Linked DNA regions of Homo sapiens: region 2 is linked to region 1. Evidence: chromatin loops called from intact Hi-C (ENCODE). Cell type or tissue: CD4-positive, alpha-beta T cell. All regions are shown on one strand.

What was found. Peaks named below come from ENCODE experiments on the same cell type or tissue, not always from the same donor. Only the 100,000 strongest peaks of a DNase experiment are listed, where the experiment ranks them.
Region 2: a loop joins it to region 1, with 2.4 times the contacts of the local background. A loop is called at or near these places in 5 of 110 quality-filtered maps.

The regions. Positions count from the first base shown.
Region 1 is chr7:132,653,704-132,661,703 of GRCh38, reverse strand. It overlaps FLJ40288 (Putative uncharacterized protein FLJ40288), which reads right to left. Exons shown (of 5, transcript NR_046323.1): 2 at 159-223. Among named protein-coding and RNA genes, the nearest start is that of FLJ40288, 8.9 kb to the right of the region's middle. In CD4-positive, alpha-beta T cell, CTCF peaks have their summits at 4,403, 4,693 and 7,472; a DNase peak (open chromatin) is centred at 6,173; H3K4me3 peaks cover 653 bases; H3K27ac peaks cover 953 bases.
Region 2 is chr7:132,768,139-132,776,138 of GRCh38, reverse strand. No RefSeq gene overlaps it. Among named protein-coding and RNA genes, the nearest start is that of FLJ40288, 120 kb to the right of the region's middle. RefSeq lists enhancers at 4,033-4,532, 4,533-5,034. In CD4-positive, alpha-beta T cell, no CTCF peak of the experiment used is centred here; DNase peaks (open chromatin) are centred at 4,508 and 4,758; H3K27ac peaks cover 2,160 bases.

The sequences.
Region 1 (8,000 bases):
CCCTGGGCTCTATTTCCCTACCCCTTCATTTATTGGGCACTTATCCCAAGTGGTGCTCCATGGCTATTTTTGGGTCCTGTGGTTTCTTGCCTCTTAGGCAGCACCATCCAGACAGACTCTCTACTCTTCTATAGGAGACTTCAACAGATGAAGTTTACCTCCTTGTTCAGGGGTCCCCAAGGAAACTGCACCTGCAAGGTGCATTGCCATCATCTCTTCTGTTCTAGAAAGATGAAGACAAATTGAAGGCAATTCAGAGACAAGTAACTTAGGTGATTGGGGTGATGTCAGGGGAAAGATGAAAAGAACTGCACATGCAAGCGTCTGCTCAGGTTGTGTTGAAGAAATTGGAGAAAGGGGATGTAGGGAAGCTTCCAGTGCCTGAGCGGATCAGGCTCAGAGTTACTTTCAGGATACAGACATCTGACTCGGTTCCTCCCTAGCTTGGCCTCTTTGTGGATCTGTTTCCTTTTTCATAAAACAGGGATGAAAAGGATGCATTGTTGTTGGAGATTAAAGGACATACTGTACATTTATAATCACCTAGAATAGTGCCAGGCACATAGGAAGAGCTCAAGTAATGCATCATGTTTTTGGAACACAGAAAATTTGAGCTAGAAAGAATCTTAGCCTCATATTCAGCTTCTCAGTCTTCAGAGGAGGAAACTGAAGCTCAGAGGCAGAGGTGATGGATCCATGGACACAACACTAGCTACAGGAAGAATATGACTAGTCCTAAATTCATTCTTTCTTTAAGACAAAATAATATATTACGGCTCCCTGTCATTTTAAAGGTGTTTTGATGGTTAATGTCCAGACAGTGAGAAAAAGTGGCACATATTTATTAGGCTTCAAGTTCTTCTGAGTTTCTTTAGAGAGGGTAAGCGCATTGGTGGTAGCTTTTCTGAGATGAAATGTAGCCTTCTCCTTACAAAGGCCTACTGCTGAAGCTCACCTTCTTACTCTGAGTGCTAACACCATGGCTAAATGCATATGGGCTTTTACAACAACTTCGGGTGTTGACACCATGACTGGTTACATGTGGGCTTTTTATTCAGGTGGCTGAGTAGAGGCAGACGCCAGCTCCTTATTTTCCAAGTTCTCTTGTAGGTGTCTGTGGGTATGGGTGAGGAAATGTACTCTAACTTCACAAAAATAAATTAAGCTTCCTCTTGCAACATACGTGAAGGATTCCAATGCTTTTAACTTCTAAGTGATCTCACAAGACATTTTTTTCAATCAAGATACATTGATTAAACAATGATTATTATTCCATCTTATGTTAATCAAAATTTAGCTGCCAATCAGAGCTTCTGATCAGTAAACTGTCATTGCTATCCTACTGGGTTGACCTAATTCTAGGCCATAAATTGAAACATCATTTTTTTTTTTTTTTTTTAGTGTGCCCGGGCAAACCTGTCTCCCATAAAAATTTCTGTTTCATTTTTGGAAATACTGAAAGATGTCCAAAGAGTCCCATTATCACTTTCAAGAAGCGCTAGGGACTGCCACCATGAACCATAGGGTGAAGAAGCTAGGAGGGATCTCAAATAATCTAGTCAAACTCCTGGCATTTACAGAAGGAACAGAGGCCCAGGGACTGGATAATGGCCCAAAGATACTGGCAGAGGCCTCTTGGAGTGGCTTTGTATTAGTTCATTCTCATGCTGCTAGTAAAGATATACCCAAGACTGGGTAATTTATAAAGGAAAGAGATTTATTTGACTCACAGTTCATATGGCTGGGGAGGCCTCACAATCACGGCAGAAGAGCAAGGGACACCTTACATGGTGGTAGGCAAGAGAGAGCTTGTGCAGGGGAACTCCCCTTTATAAAACCATCAGCTCTCGTGAGACTTATTCACTATCATGAGCACAGCACAGGAAAGACTAACCCCCATGATTCAATTACCTTTCACTGGGCCCCTCCCATGACATGTGGGAGCTACAATTCAAGATGGGATTTGGGTGGGTACACAACCAAACCATATCAGGCCTTCCCAGCTCTAGTGATGTCCCTCATTCCTGAGAATGACTGCAGTATAGGGGGAGGCCTCAGGGTCACATCTGGGCTGTCATTCCTCCTGACCTGGACCCCAGAGATAGCAGGTTCTCTCTCCTGGCCTCGAGCTGAGCTTATCAGTCTCTTTCTCAAGAGTTTGACATTTGACACAGGGACTCAGGCTGAAGGTTTCTTGAGGGTAGGTCTGTGAAAGGTGGCACAATTGGAAGGAAGTCCATGCTCTCCTAATGCTGAGTGCTGGAGCCAGTCTCATGCTCTCTCTTCACGTGTCTTGGTTGTCCAACTCTTTCTTCAATTTCATACAGCAGGGGCCTTCCAATAAATTTTTCATAAAAAACAAAGATCATTTAGAGCTGGTTTCCATTACTGGTTACCAAGAGAATTTTAACTAAAAAGATAAAGAATTAGTAAATAGCAATATTATACCTAGAATCCAGGTCTCATGATTTTCAGTCTAATGCTCTATCTGGCACAGCACACTGCCACTCAGAAAAATCCATAAAGTCTTGATATAACTCATGCTTTGAGCGATATAATAATTATTAGACAATGAAAATTCTAGGGGGAAAAACGCAACCTGTTTTGGAATCTTTATTGAAAGCTCTTTTTCAAAGTATGAGATGGGAAAAACAAGTCACATATATACCTAAATATTTGATTGCATTAAACTAGAATAATGCATTCAGTTTACTTTAAAATGAGATATTATTATACAATCTCTAGGGTAGATTTACCAAAGCATTAATATACAAAATAGAAAGACATTCTCTGAATTTTGAAGTATCTTTCACTGGTATGTTTAATAATGCCACCTGGTTTTCTGTGAGTTCCTAGAGGGATGCAAATGAGTATGCTCCTATAGACAAATGAATATGCTTCTCTTCAAGGTTGTGAAGGAAAAAATAAGGATCTTCTATTTTACTCCTGTCCCTGTTTATGAATAGAGAAACCAAGGCATTGAGGCTGATTTAATTGCTTGAGGTCCACTGAGAGGAGGCAGTGGAGGGGTCAAAGGAAGAACTAGAATTAAAGCCCACGTGCTTACTGCTGTCTAAGCTTGGGCTTAGCTTCTGAAGTGAATTTTGAATGAAAGGAGAATGATGGCTTCGTTTGTCTATTACACATCTTTATACTTCCCATGCCTACCATGTAAACAGGCACCTAATCAATATTGATGGAAAGATGAATAGAGGCAGGGAGAGGAACTAAAAAGGAGGATGAAAGAAAAGTAGGAAATAGGGAGGGAAGAAAGACAAAGCTACTGATATGGTTTGGATTTGTGTCCCTGCCCAAATCTCATGTTGAATTGTGATCCCCAGTGTTGGAGGAGGAGCCTGGTGGGAGGTGTTTGGATCATGGGGGTGGATTTCCCCCTTGCTGTTCTCGTGATACTGAGTGAGTTCTCACAAGATATGGTTGTTTAAAAGTGTGTAGCACCTCTCCCTGCTCTCTCTTCCTCCTTCTCTGGCCATGTAAGACGTGCCTGCTTCCCCTTTGCCTTCTGCCATGATTGAAAGTTTCCTGAAGGCTCCCCAGCCCTGCTTCCTGGACAGCCTGCAGAACCCTGAGCCAATTAAACCTCCTTTCTTCATAAATTACCCAGTCTCAGGTAGTTCTTTATAGCAATGTGAGAACAGACTAATACAGCTACTGAACTGGAGAGTGTTAAAGGAGAGCTTATTTAAAAATTGCCCCAGGAAGTCCTGAGGACACATGTCCTGGTTAAGCTATGAGGCAGAGAAGTTAGGAAACCTCTAGCCATCCTGGCTGGAATGGGGATTCATATGTGGAAAAAGGGAAAAGATGCAGAATAGAGGAAAGAGAATCAAAAGAAAGCAAAAGATGAAGAGGTTGAGGTTGACTTTTGGGGAGCGGCTGTGCGGTGCATGGTGAGCTCCCTGTCCTTCCCAGATGCTAGGCTCTCTCAGCTCCCCCTGGTTATTGGCCCCCTCCTCGCTCAAGGTGCCTACTCCTCTCCTGTTTTTGATCAAAGCCAGCCTCCAGGAAGTGGAGGCACATTCACAGCTGAATAAAACACTGACCTCTTTTTAAAGTGTTACCAAGACATTTGCATTTTAGCAGATTTAAACCTTGAGCTACAGAAATGAATTTGTAATGACGCAGTTTGTGTCATCAGCTGGGGGACTGACAAAGTTTCACTTGGTGCCCCGAAATGAATCCCACTGAATGACTCTTACTGCTCAAGTCCTGCTTCTTCCCCAAATGCTCTTCCTCTTCCTACTTCCTGACTCAGCCCTCCTCCATGCACCTGGGCCCTACTCGTCTTCCATCTGCTCGGTTTCCTACCACTTGACTGGTAAGCCAAGCATTAAGGAGTTCTAGTCCCAAGTGCACACACAGGAAGAAATTATGCACTGCATCCAAAAGGGGGTGTGTGCTCTTCCTGCAGAATATGTGGCTTGTGCTTTGGGCCCAGGGTGGCATGTCCCCACTCCTTGAGATGTAATTTGTGCTCCCCAGTGTCACAGGCTGGCCCATGCCATGCCAAGAAAGTTTAGGTAAACAGGGGTAAGGAGGGAAATCTGGAGATGGTTTGAGGCAGATGAAAATAAGAAGAAAGATTAATGGATGAGGAGGAGTCCATTTGGCCACAGTAGTTCGATGCCATACTCACAGATGTCCACCAGGAGCAGTGTTTCCTAGAGGGTTCCTGTATTAGGGTTCTGTAAAGGGACATAACTAATAGGATATATGGATATATGAAGAGGAGAATTGACTCACACGACCACAAGGTGAAGTCCCCCACAATAAACCGTCTGCAAGCTGAGGAGCCAGGAAGCGTATCTGAGTTCCCAAACCTCAAAAGTAGGGAAGCCAACAGTGCAGCCTTCAGTCTGTGGCCAAAAACCTGAGAGCCCCTGACAAATCCCTGGCGTAACTCCAAGTGTCCAAAGGCTGGAGAACTTGGAGTCGGATGTTCAAGAGCAGGAAGCATCCAGCACAGGAGAAAGATGAAGGCCAGCAGACTTAGCAAGTCTGCTAATTCCACCTTCTTCTGCCTGCTTTCTTCTAGCCAGGCTGGCAGCTGATGAGACGGTGGCCACCAAGATTGAGGGTGGGTTGTGCCTCTCCAGTCCACTGACTCAAATGTTAATCTCCTTTGGCAACACCCTCACAGACACACCCAGGAACAATACTTTGCATTATTCAATCTAATCAAGTCGACACTGAATACTAACCATCACATTTACTGTTTTGGTGATCTGGGACCAGGGCCATTAGGGCCCGATGGGAGTCATTTGAATTTCACAGTTAGGAGGTTGAATGAATGGAGAACTTTAAGGGCAAGCAGAGTAGTTTAAAGGTATGAATAAACTGTGTGTGTGTGTGTGTGTGTATGTGTATGTGTGTTTTCCAAATTGGTGGGAGGCTAGCAATTAAGACTTTGTTGAAGAGACCACTATATCAAGAAACTGACATTTTAATAAATCCAGATCAACTTCTGTTTCAACCATTCTGAATGCTAATGCTCTGCTGTGGGTCTGAAATTAGAGCTTTTAAGGACCCATTATACCAATACTTGTCGTCTCTTGATGCCTCAGTTTCCCTTCCAAATGACCATTTCGTTATTGACACGCCTTCAGTTTTCTTTTGCCTTATCAACCATTCAGCAAAAACAATTTAAATTCATGCCTTAGTAAAATTGCAAGTTACTTTGGGTAATGGACCTCCTGGGTCAAAATAGCAAATGATAAGCCTGTAAATGCCAGTATTCTGTCTACTGTATAAAGCTGGGCTCCAGAGGGAAGTGGTTTGGTGGTGTTCCCACTCAACTCGGGTTCACTTACAACTCCGAGCTCCTCTGTTTTGAGATGAAGGGAATGAGGTTTTTTACTGAGAGGGGAATCTATTGGAGAATTCTCCTTCCTTAAGGGAAGGTTCTGGGGTGCACCATCAAGCCTGATGAACCAGCTGCTATAGTTTTCTATCCTCTCAGAACTGGGTAGTGCAGTTTGCAGCCTGAGCCTCGGCCGGCCCTGGGTGAGTTGCTGGTGTTGGGATCTTAGCAGGAGAGGAAGCAGACAAGAGGAGCCCAGCACGGAAGCTTGTGAGCCGGAAGAGGCAATAGCATCTGCCAAGTTGATAAAGAGTAATGTGCGGATCTTGAAATCGCTGAAAGTGCAGAGGGAGGGGCCCTCCGAGAGGGAGAGAGAGCACAATGTCCCACCAGGGAAGCCGCAGCACTTCCTCTCTGGTTTGATTCCCGTTATGCATGTCAGACAGACTTACTCAGAGAAAGAAGGGGGTGGAGGGGAGTAGAAAATCAATTGTTTTTCATAATTATTGATCTCTTTCAATGAATCGCTGTGGTAATGGAGTGGGAGGGGATGGAGGAGAAAGGGTCAGCCCCAAAGGGTGAGTAGCCATCCATTTCGGCACTAGGAGTGTCAGGAGCCCACCGAGGGTGCTGGGCAAGAAACTGCCACTGTGTCCCCAAGACGCTGTGGGAGGAGCAAGGCTCAAGTCTACCCAGGGTTGGGGGAAGGGCCTGAACATGCTTGTTTAAATATTTGGGGTTGGAGATTCATCCAGATGAGTTGGAGTTCTCCACCTCTGTGTTAGAAAATAATACACATCTAATTGCAGAAAAGATGGCTATAGAAAAGAGTACTGTAGTAGAAAGGTATGTAATTTCACGAGAGCATTGCAAACATTCCAATGTTTTCTCCACATATGGTTTATGTACTTATGATAGAACTTACATGTACAATATCATATCTTGCTTTGTTTGCTTATCAATAAGTTGCATTTGCTACACTATTAAAAGCTCTTTAGAACATCCTTTAAATAGGACTTTTTTTGGTATAAAATAACAAATGACCATTACAGAGAATTTGGAAATATGCAAAAAATATAAAACATAAGTAAAAGTATTCAAAATTTTACCACCTAGAAATGACTCCTGTTGATAATTTAGTATATTTCATTCTAAGCTGTTTTCTATACATGTATACATAATGTATTTACCTCCATGAAATTTTGATCATGATGTATATATATTTTTCATATTCTATTTTTTCACTTATGTGACCAAATAATTTTTAAAAACATGATTTTTAATGTTCGTGTAATGTTCCATCATATGTGCTCAGCAGTTTTTATTGTATTGATCCTATTACTTCCAGTGTTTGGGTTATAATAAACAACACAGTGATGGCTTCTTTACATCTATCTTTAACCTCTTCTCTCGGTACCTAGAAAATACTATTTTCGTGGAGATGGAGCTGGATTTCCCCTCAGCTTCAGGTAGAAACTCCACTTCCCCTGGCCTGCTGAAGCTTGGCCCATGCAAATTTCTAAACTTGGCTCAGAACCTGCTGAAAGCCTCTAGTGGTGGTTGTCCCTCACTGACAACCCTCAATTTTTTTTTTCAGTTTAGCGTTTTTCTAGAGCTTTCTGTCTAATACAGTAATACATATGTGGCTCTTCAGATTCAAACTAACTCAAATCAAACAAAATTAGAAACTCAGTTTCTTGGTCACACTAACTACATTTCAGGTGCTCCAGAGACACACACATGGCTCATGGCTACCATATTGGACATAAAGTCACAGAGCATTTCCATTGTGGCAGAAAATTCTATGGGAAGGTTACTCTGGGCACTTCTGATTGACTTGTCTGGGGGGGTCTCTCCAAGTTTTTGGGGCTGTCAGTCTCTACTTGCAATCCCCTTCCACCATCTTCTCAGGCAGACCCATGTTTCAGACTTCTCTTTTTCTGCTTGTACCTAATTTTTGCACCTAAGATGGAGCTTAGAGCAGGTTCTTTTTGTCTCTGGGTGAGTAAGAATTTACCCAGAGATCTGAATGATAAAAGCATAAGTAAGCTTTTCTAGTGCTACCTCCTCAGACTCAATGAGGAAGAAAATGGATATTCCTAGCCAAAAAAGGAAGTTAGCAGAGGTGGCATCTCACCTCTCCAGGCTGGGGATAGCTCAGCTGACAGAAGGGGTGAGC
Region 2 (8,000 bases), 110 kb before region 1:
CTAATAATAAACATATTGAGGATAATGAGAGCCAGTTTTCTGATTGTCAGATAAGGAAGTTACAAATACGGAAAGGGAGAAATTAAAATGACCTCTGTAGCATTGGTTTGGAATTGGAGATATTGAAGTGAAATTGTGGTGATAGCTAGATACTGAAACAAATATATATATATTTATTTCAGTATATATAAAGGATATATAAATATATATAAAAATGCATGCACATTTATATGTATCTATTCATACTCATATATTATGCACATATGTATGTATGAATGTACATTCATTCAGATATTCCTTAGATCCGTCATCGAGAGGAGCTGGGAGCAACAGCATTCTAATAGCAAAGAGCTCACCATATGCCCAGATCTTTGATCTAAACACCATCTTTCACTAGAAAGGAACCATAGCTTCTTGAAGAAATGGCTAAGCCCTAGGCAGGAAAAAATACAAGATGGGAACATACCGAAAGGGCAGTGCCATCTTGAAGGGGCTATCACTGGCCCCAACTTGGGCAGATTTAACCCACTGAGTAACAAAGGAATGGTCCAAACTGATATCATGGGTCAATGCTAATATAATAAATAATTAATAAATAAAAGGAGAAAGGAGAAATCTTTCCCTTAGTATAGAATGCAAACTAATAAATGTTAAAGGAGTGATATATTTATGAAATTATTATTTGACAACCACCATAGTAATAATTCAGCCAAGAAACATCAATTGCATGTTAAAACTAGGGGGCTACTCTTCTGAGGAACAGGATGGATGTTTACATGTTAAATTCCCTTCCAACTCATGAACTACAAAACTAAACAGAGTAAATTCTTACAAAGAAGAAACCTGACAGACACCACCTAAATCAAGTGATCAACATTAACATGACCAGGAATGGGCCACATCAAAATGTGATAGGATGCAGTGAGAACACAGCAGCGGTGCTTCTGAGACTGTCCCACCAAAAGGATAGCATGAATCTAATCATGAGGAAAACATCAGACATGCCTGAGGGAGGCCCAGTCTACAAAATAGCTGGTCTGTAACTTCTGAAGTGTCAAAATCATGAAAGTCACGGGAAAAAGTCTCAAAGAACTGGTCCAAATTGAAGAAAACTAAAGAGACACAATGAAATACAATACGTGATCCTGGACTGGATCCTTTTTGCTATCAAAGACATCACTGGGACAATTGCCAGAACGTGAACAGTGTCTGTAGACTCGATGATAGTAATATAGCAATGTTATTTATTTGCTTATTTTGAGGATTGTATGGTTGTTATAGAGGAGATTGTTCTTGTTTGGGGTATTTGGGGCTGATGGGGTATCATTTTGGCAATTCACTGTCAAATGGTTCAGGAAGAAAAGTTTGTACTATTCTTGAAACTTTTCTGTAAGTTTAAAAGCATTTCAAGATAAAAAAAGAATTACATGTTTTAAAAAGCAGCAAAGGTAAAAGAAGTTTACTTTAAAAAATGAATTGAATGCTATGACATTCTTAAAGAGCTAGATGCGAAGGCTTGCTCTACTAGAGTCATTATAATAAGTTACCACAATTAAAAGAGTGAAATGATATGGAATTGATGGATGGGACAGAATAGAGAGTTCAGAAACTGACCCATGCATATGTGGTTGGTTGATTTATGATGAAGTTTGTGCTTCAGGTCAGAGGGGAGAGAATGGTCTTTAAAAAAAATGGTGCCAGCTCAGTTAGATGTCCCCATGGAAAAAGAGGAAAACTGGACCCTCTCTTACTCCATACTTGAAAGTCAATTTCAATTGGAGTATCATTTAAATGAGTAAACACCAAAACTTCTAGAATATAGTATAGAAGAATAGCTCCATAACCTCAGTGTAAGGAACTGTTTCTTAAACAGCATACGAAAAAACACTACCCATAAGGGAAAATGCTGATAAATTGTATTCCTTTAAAATGGAGAATTTTTGTTCATCAGGACATTATGAAGAGAATGAAAAGGCAAGCCTTAAGACGAAGATATTTGTGAAACAGCCAACAAAAGGTCATATCCAGAATATATAAAAAAGGCCTATAAACCAGTAAGAAAAAGACAGCTGAATAGAAGAATGGGCAAGAGACTGAAATAAGCACTTCACACAAAAAAACGTAAATGACCAATAAGCTTATGAAATGTACTCCATGGAACTGCTAATTAGGGAAATGCAAATTAAATTCACAACGAGATGCTACCATTTGTCCTGTGACGTGGCAAAAATGTAAAAGATGGAAAATAGCGTTGACAAGGATATGAAGCAACTAGCTTCTAATACATTGCTGGTAAGATTATAAATTGGTACAGCCAATTTGGAAAATGATTTGACATTTTCTATGAAAGCCGAATCTATACATAACTTATGACTCAGCAATACCATTTCTAGGTACATACTTAGTGTTCAGTAGCATTATTCATACTAGCTACAGAGTAAAAACAACCAAATGTGCATCATAGTAAAACTGATTAAATATATTTAGGCATCTGGAATATGATGCAATCATACGGATGACTGATTTATGGCTACACATAAAAACACAGATGATTCTTACAGTGTTGAGCCAAAGAAGTCAAATACTAAAGAATGAATATTGTGTAATTGCATTCATATAAATTTTTTAAGGCAGAAAAAGGATAGTTTTTAGAGATGGATGCTTATGCAGTAAAACTTATGAGAAGTAAAGAAGTGTTACCATATATGGACGGCAGTTACCTTTCTTGGGGTTGGAGGGTGTCCTGATTGGAAGGGGACACTAATGGGATTTCTAGGGTCTTGCTACTATTCTGTCTCTTTGCCTGAGTGGTGAATGGGTGTATTTCATTTATGAGAATTCATTATCTGTACATTTGTTTTCTGTACTTCACTGTATTTTATACTTCGGAATAAAAAGGATTCAAAATAAATTCAAACAGGTTCAGGGTTATTCCTATGACAAAGTCATTTCCACTCCCTTGATAATACCTACCTGAAACTGACATTTGGTGAGGGCTATTCTGTGCCAGCCACTGTGTTAAGCATCTCAATATCTCCTGTTGCCATCTGGGCACGGTGGCTCACGCCTGTAATCCCAGCACTTTGGGAGGCCGAGGCAGGTGGATCACTTGAGGTCAAGAGTTCGAGATCAGCCTGACCAACATGGCAAAACCCTGTCTCTACTAAAAATACAAAAATTAGCCAGGCACGGTGGCTCACGCCTGTAATCCCAGCACTTTGGGAGGCCGAGGCAGGTGGATCACTTGAGGTCAAGAGTTCGAGATCAGCCTGGCCAACATGGCAAAACCCTGTCTCTACTAAAAATACAAACATTAGCCAGGCACGGTGGCTCACGCCTGTAATCCCAGTACTTTGGGAGGCCGAGGCAGGTGGATCACTTGAGGTCAAGAGTTCGAGATCAGCCTGACCAACATGGCAAAACCCTGTCTCTACTAAAAATACAAAAATTAGCCAGGCATGGTGGCTCACGCCTGTAATCCCAGCACTTTGGGAGGCCAAGGCAGGTGGATCACTTGAGGTCAAGAGTTCGAGATCAGCCTCACCAACATGGCAAAACCCTGTCTGTACTAAAAATACAAAAATTAGCCAGGCATGGTGGCTCACGCCTGTAATCCCAGAACTTTGGGAGGCCGAGGCAGGTGGATCACTTGAGGTCAAGAGTTCGAGATCAGCCTGGCCAACATGGCAAAACCCTGTCTCTACTAAAAATACAAACATTAGCCAGGCATGGTGGTGTGCACCTGTAATCCCAGCTACTTGGGAGACTGAGGCAGGAGAATTGCTTCAACCCGGGAAATGGAGGTTGCAGTGAGCCAAAATTACGCTACTGCACTCCAGCCTGGGTGACAGAGTGAGACTCCATCTAAAAAAAAAAAAAAAAAAAAAGTGCAATAATCCTATAAATTAGGTATTTTTATTATTCTTATTTTGCAGGTAAGAAAACTGAGGCTTGGAGGGATTAAATAACCTGCTAAGGGTCATACAGTGCGTAAACAACGCAATCTGCCCTCCCTAGAAGTCTGGCTCTTAACTGTTGCATGAGCTCCTCTCTATCCAAGCCCCACCTTGACACTAGATCTTTAGGACAACCCTTGTTATAAACCTCCAAGTTCCCCCCATCCCCACGGTGTCCGGTACAGTGCATTTGTCCAGGACAAGCCTTCAATAAATGTTGAGTTGAATGAAGGAATAAAAGCCCCATCATTTTCGTCGGCTTTCTCTCGTGTACTGGGTGCAGTAGCACAAAATATCTTGTCTGTGCAAAGTTACTGAGATTTTGAGCAGAGGAAAAATAACTGGAGAACCTCCTGCCTGTGGCTGATGCTAATTTTGCTCACTGGGGTCTGTCAGGCAAATTCCCCACTTCCTTTTTTGCTTTCCCTGAGCTCCAAGACATCTGCCTAACTCCATGGTGTTCCCCCGCTCGGCCTGCCACCCAGGAAGTGGTAGAGGGGGAGACACAGCCAGGCTGTGTGCGCGTGCACTGCTTCTGCCTCCGGAAGGTCCCAGGTGCAACCACTCAGCAGGCCCCAGGTGGGCCACCAGGGTGCAGGGCACAGAGCCCAGCCATTCTAAATAAAACTCCAAGTCCATGTGGTTGCTGGGTTTTCAAGGTCTTCTGAGGCAAAAAGAGTTTGGAAGGAAAGTGACTGTCGGTCTGGAACTTTCAGGCCCCATTCAGTGGAGATTTGTTACTGGTACATTGGCTTTGGAGCTGGAGCTGCTCATGAATGCAGATACAAAGCAGATGGGTGGGGCTCCATGCAAAGTCACCAGCTCAGCCTTTGAGCCTGCCTTTGCTGAGCACCCTCTTCCTGTTGCTAGTAGATTAAAAATAAACAACTGCAGAAAAGAGAAAATCAAACTTCGAGAACTCTACACGTACTCTCTTGAACATTTTTAATTTTGTTTTGTGTTTTTGAAACACAGTCTTGCTCTTTCACCCAGGCTGGAGTTCAGTGGCATGATTTTGGCTCACTGCAACCTCTACCTCCCAGATTCAAGCGATTCTCCTGTTTCAGCCTCCTGAGTAGCTGGGATTACAAGTGCCCGCCACCACGCCTAGCTATGAACATTTTTTTAAGAGACAGTCTTGCTTTGTCACCCAGGCTGGAGTGCAGTGGTGCGATCATAGCTCACTGCAGCTTCAAACTCCTGGCCTCAAGCAATTCTCCTGCCTCGGCCTCCCAAAGCACTGGGATTACAGGTGTGAGGCACCATGCAGGGCCCCTTGCTGGACAATTTCAACCATAATTTCAAGTTGCCCAAAACACCTATTTATTTATAATTCTCCCGCCTATCCCTCAACTCTCCCCAACTGACTCCTCTTCCTCTTGACTTTATGACACCCTACTCACTCATCACATGTTTGTGTCATCTGGGCTTAAAGTCTAAGGTTCATGGACTCCCCCCCCCCCATCCACCTGATCTTACCAGCCCTTGGATACCATCAATTTGGCCCAGACAGCCTTTTAGAGCCAGGAGAACTTGGGTCAATTCTTGGTTTTATAGACATCTTAAAGCCACATTAGTAATGTCCTTAAAGTGAGGATTACTAGGCACTTTGAAGGTTATAGGCAGTCTGTAATATCCTTCAGGAAGATCGCTATAAATCTGTAGAGAGTGGTATAAAAGGGTCAAGTCTCTTCCAGTTCTTTTTCCATAATCTCTTGCCCTAGACAGTAGTAAATAATGTTCGCTGTGGCTTATCCAAGCGTTAATGCCTTCCTTAGTGACAGACCTTGAGTTTGTCCAAGTAGCAGATGGACAAGTGTTTCAGGGGAAAGGAGATCCCCTTCCCAGACCCAGGGATGAATCCTGGTTAACTTAAGCCAATCATAGTAATTCAACTTCCCTTGCCAGTGATTGGCTCAGGAGTGGGCATGTGACATGATTCTAGCCAATGACTTGTGAAGAAAGTCTGCTGAGTGCTTCTGGGAAAGTTAAAAGGGGGCACTAGTGATGCCAGGTTGTGTTTCCCCTGATGGCCTTTGATGTGTGAGTGTACAAGACCTGGAGCTTTGGTGACCACCTTGTGAACATGGAGTGACAGGTCTGAGTACAGAAACTGAGGCATGGGGGATGGGAAGAATCTATGGGTTTTTTTTTTTTGTATTGTTGAGCTGCTGAATTAATCAGTTAAAACTGTTCTACTATTAGACTTCTTATTACAAGAGGCAATACATTTTTTCTTTTTCTTATGTTGGATTGGGTTTGCTGTTATTGTTAGCTGAAACCTCCTAACTGATACATCTGCATTCAACAAAGAGGTGCTCTCCCTCTCTCACTCCTATTCTCTTTCCATCATTAGGGATCCAACTTCAGGCTAGCAGGGACATGGTTTTTTAGTGATGTCTTCATAATCTCTTACCGGAATCCCTGTCTCATCAAATGCCTGGTCAAGGTTAAGCTTCTAATTTCTAGTCATGGAATAGAACAGTGTTAAATGAAGAAGTCCTCAGCCAGGCATATCAGAATCACATGGGAAATGGGAAAGGATCTGAATAGACGTTTCTCCAAAGAAAATATACAAATGGCCATAAGGACATGAAAAGATGCCCAACATCACTAATCATTAGGGAAATATGAATTAAAACTTCAATGAAACACCAATTCACAACCACTAAGATGGCTATGATTTTTAAAAAAAGAACAATAACAAGTGCTGGTGAAGACACGGGAAAGTTAGAACTCTCATACATTGCTGGTAGGAATGTGAAATGATGCCACAGCCTGGCAGTTCCTTAAAAGGTTGAACATGGAGTTACCATATGACCCAGCAATTCTATACCTAGGAATATACCCAGGAGAAATGAAAACATAGGTTTATACAAAAACTTGTACACAAATGTTGACAGTAGCATTATTCATGATAGCTGACAAGTGGAAACCATCCAAATCTCCATCAACTAATGAATGAATAAAATGTGGTATATCCATACAATCAAATATTATTGAACAAAAAGGAATGGAGGTCTGATGCATGCTACAACATGGGTGAGCCTCAAAAACATTACGCTAAGTGAAAAGAAGCCACTCACAGAAAGACCACATATTGCATAGTTCCATTTATATGAAATGATCAGAACAGGCAAATCCACAGAAACAGAAAGTGAATGAGTGGTTGCTAGGGGTTAAGAGGAATGAGGAGTGACTGCTAAAGGTTTTCTTTTTTTGTGTAAAGAAAATGTTCTAAAATTAGATTGTGGTGATTAATTGCACAACTCTGAACATACTAAAAACCATCAATTTGTGCATTTTTTTTTAAAATTGAGACAGGTCTTGCTTTGTTGCCCAGGCTGGAGTACAGTGGCGTGATCATGGCTCACTACAGCCTCAACCTGCTGGGCTTAATCTATCCACCTGCCTCAGCCTCCTGAGTAGCTGGGACTACAGGTGGGTGCCACCACACCCAGCTAATTTTAATATTTTTTTGTAGAGATGGAGGCTTACCATCTTGCCCAGGTTGGGATTTCTGCACTTTAAATGGGTGAATTTTATGATATGTGAATGATATTTCAATAAAGATGTTTTTAAAAAGAAATGTGATTAAACCATTTTTGTTTTCTGAATTTACAAGAATTGGGAACTCTATTAACTTATTAAAAATTAACAGTATAGGCCAAAACAATTGCTATATAGGATAATAATAAATGTTACTTCTATGCATTTAACAAAAACCTCACATATCACCTGGGGAGTTTCCCTGGCATCACCTGAGACCTACAGATCTGACCTGGAGGGAGGCCTGGGAGTGAACGGCTCAAGTTCACCAAGTTCAAAGAAACCAGAGGGAAGTTCTTCACGTCAGAATAGTGGCTCTCGACCAGTTGAGGTATTTATTTGCAGGAAGAATGCTGAGTGTTACCTAAAACTGTAACACAATGGTCCAAGAATCCATGGTTACAGCAGAGTCTGAGAGTCAGACCTTTTACTTACTTATTTATGTACTTATACATAATAATTATTGATACATACTAACTGTACACATAATTGATA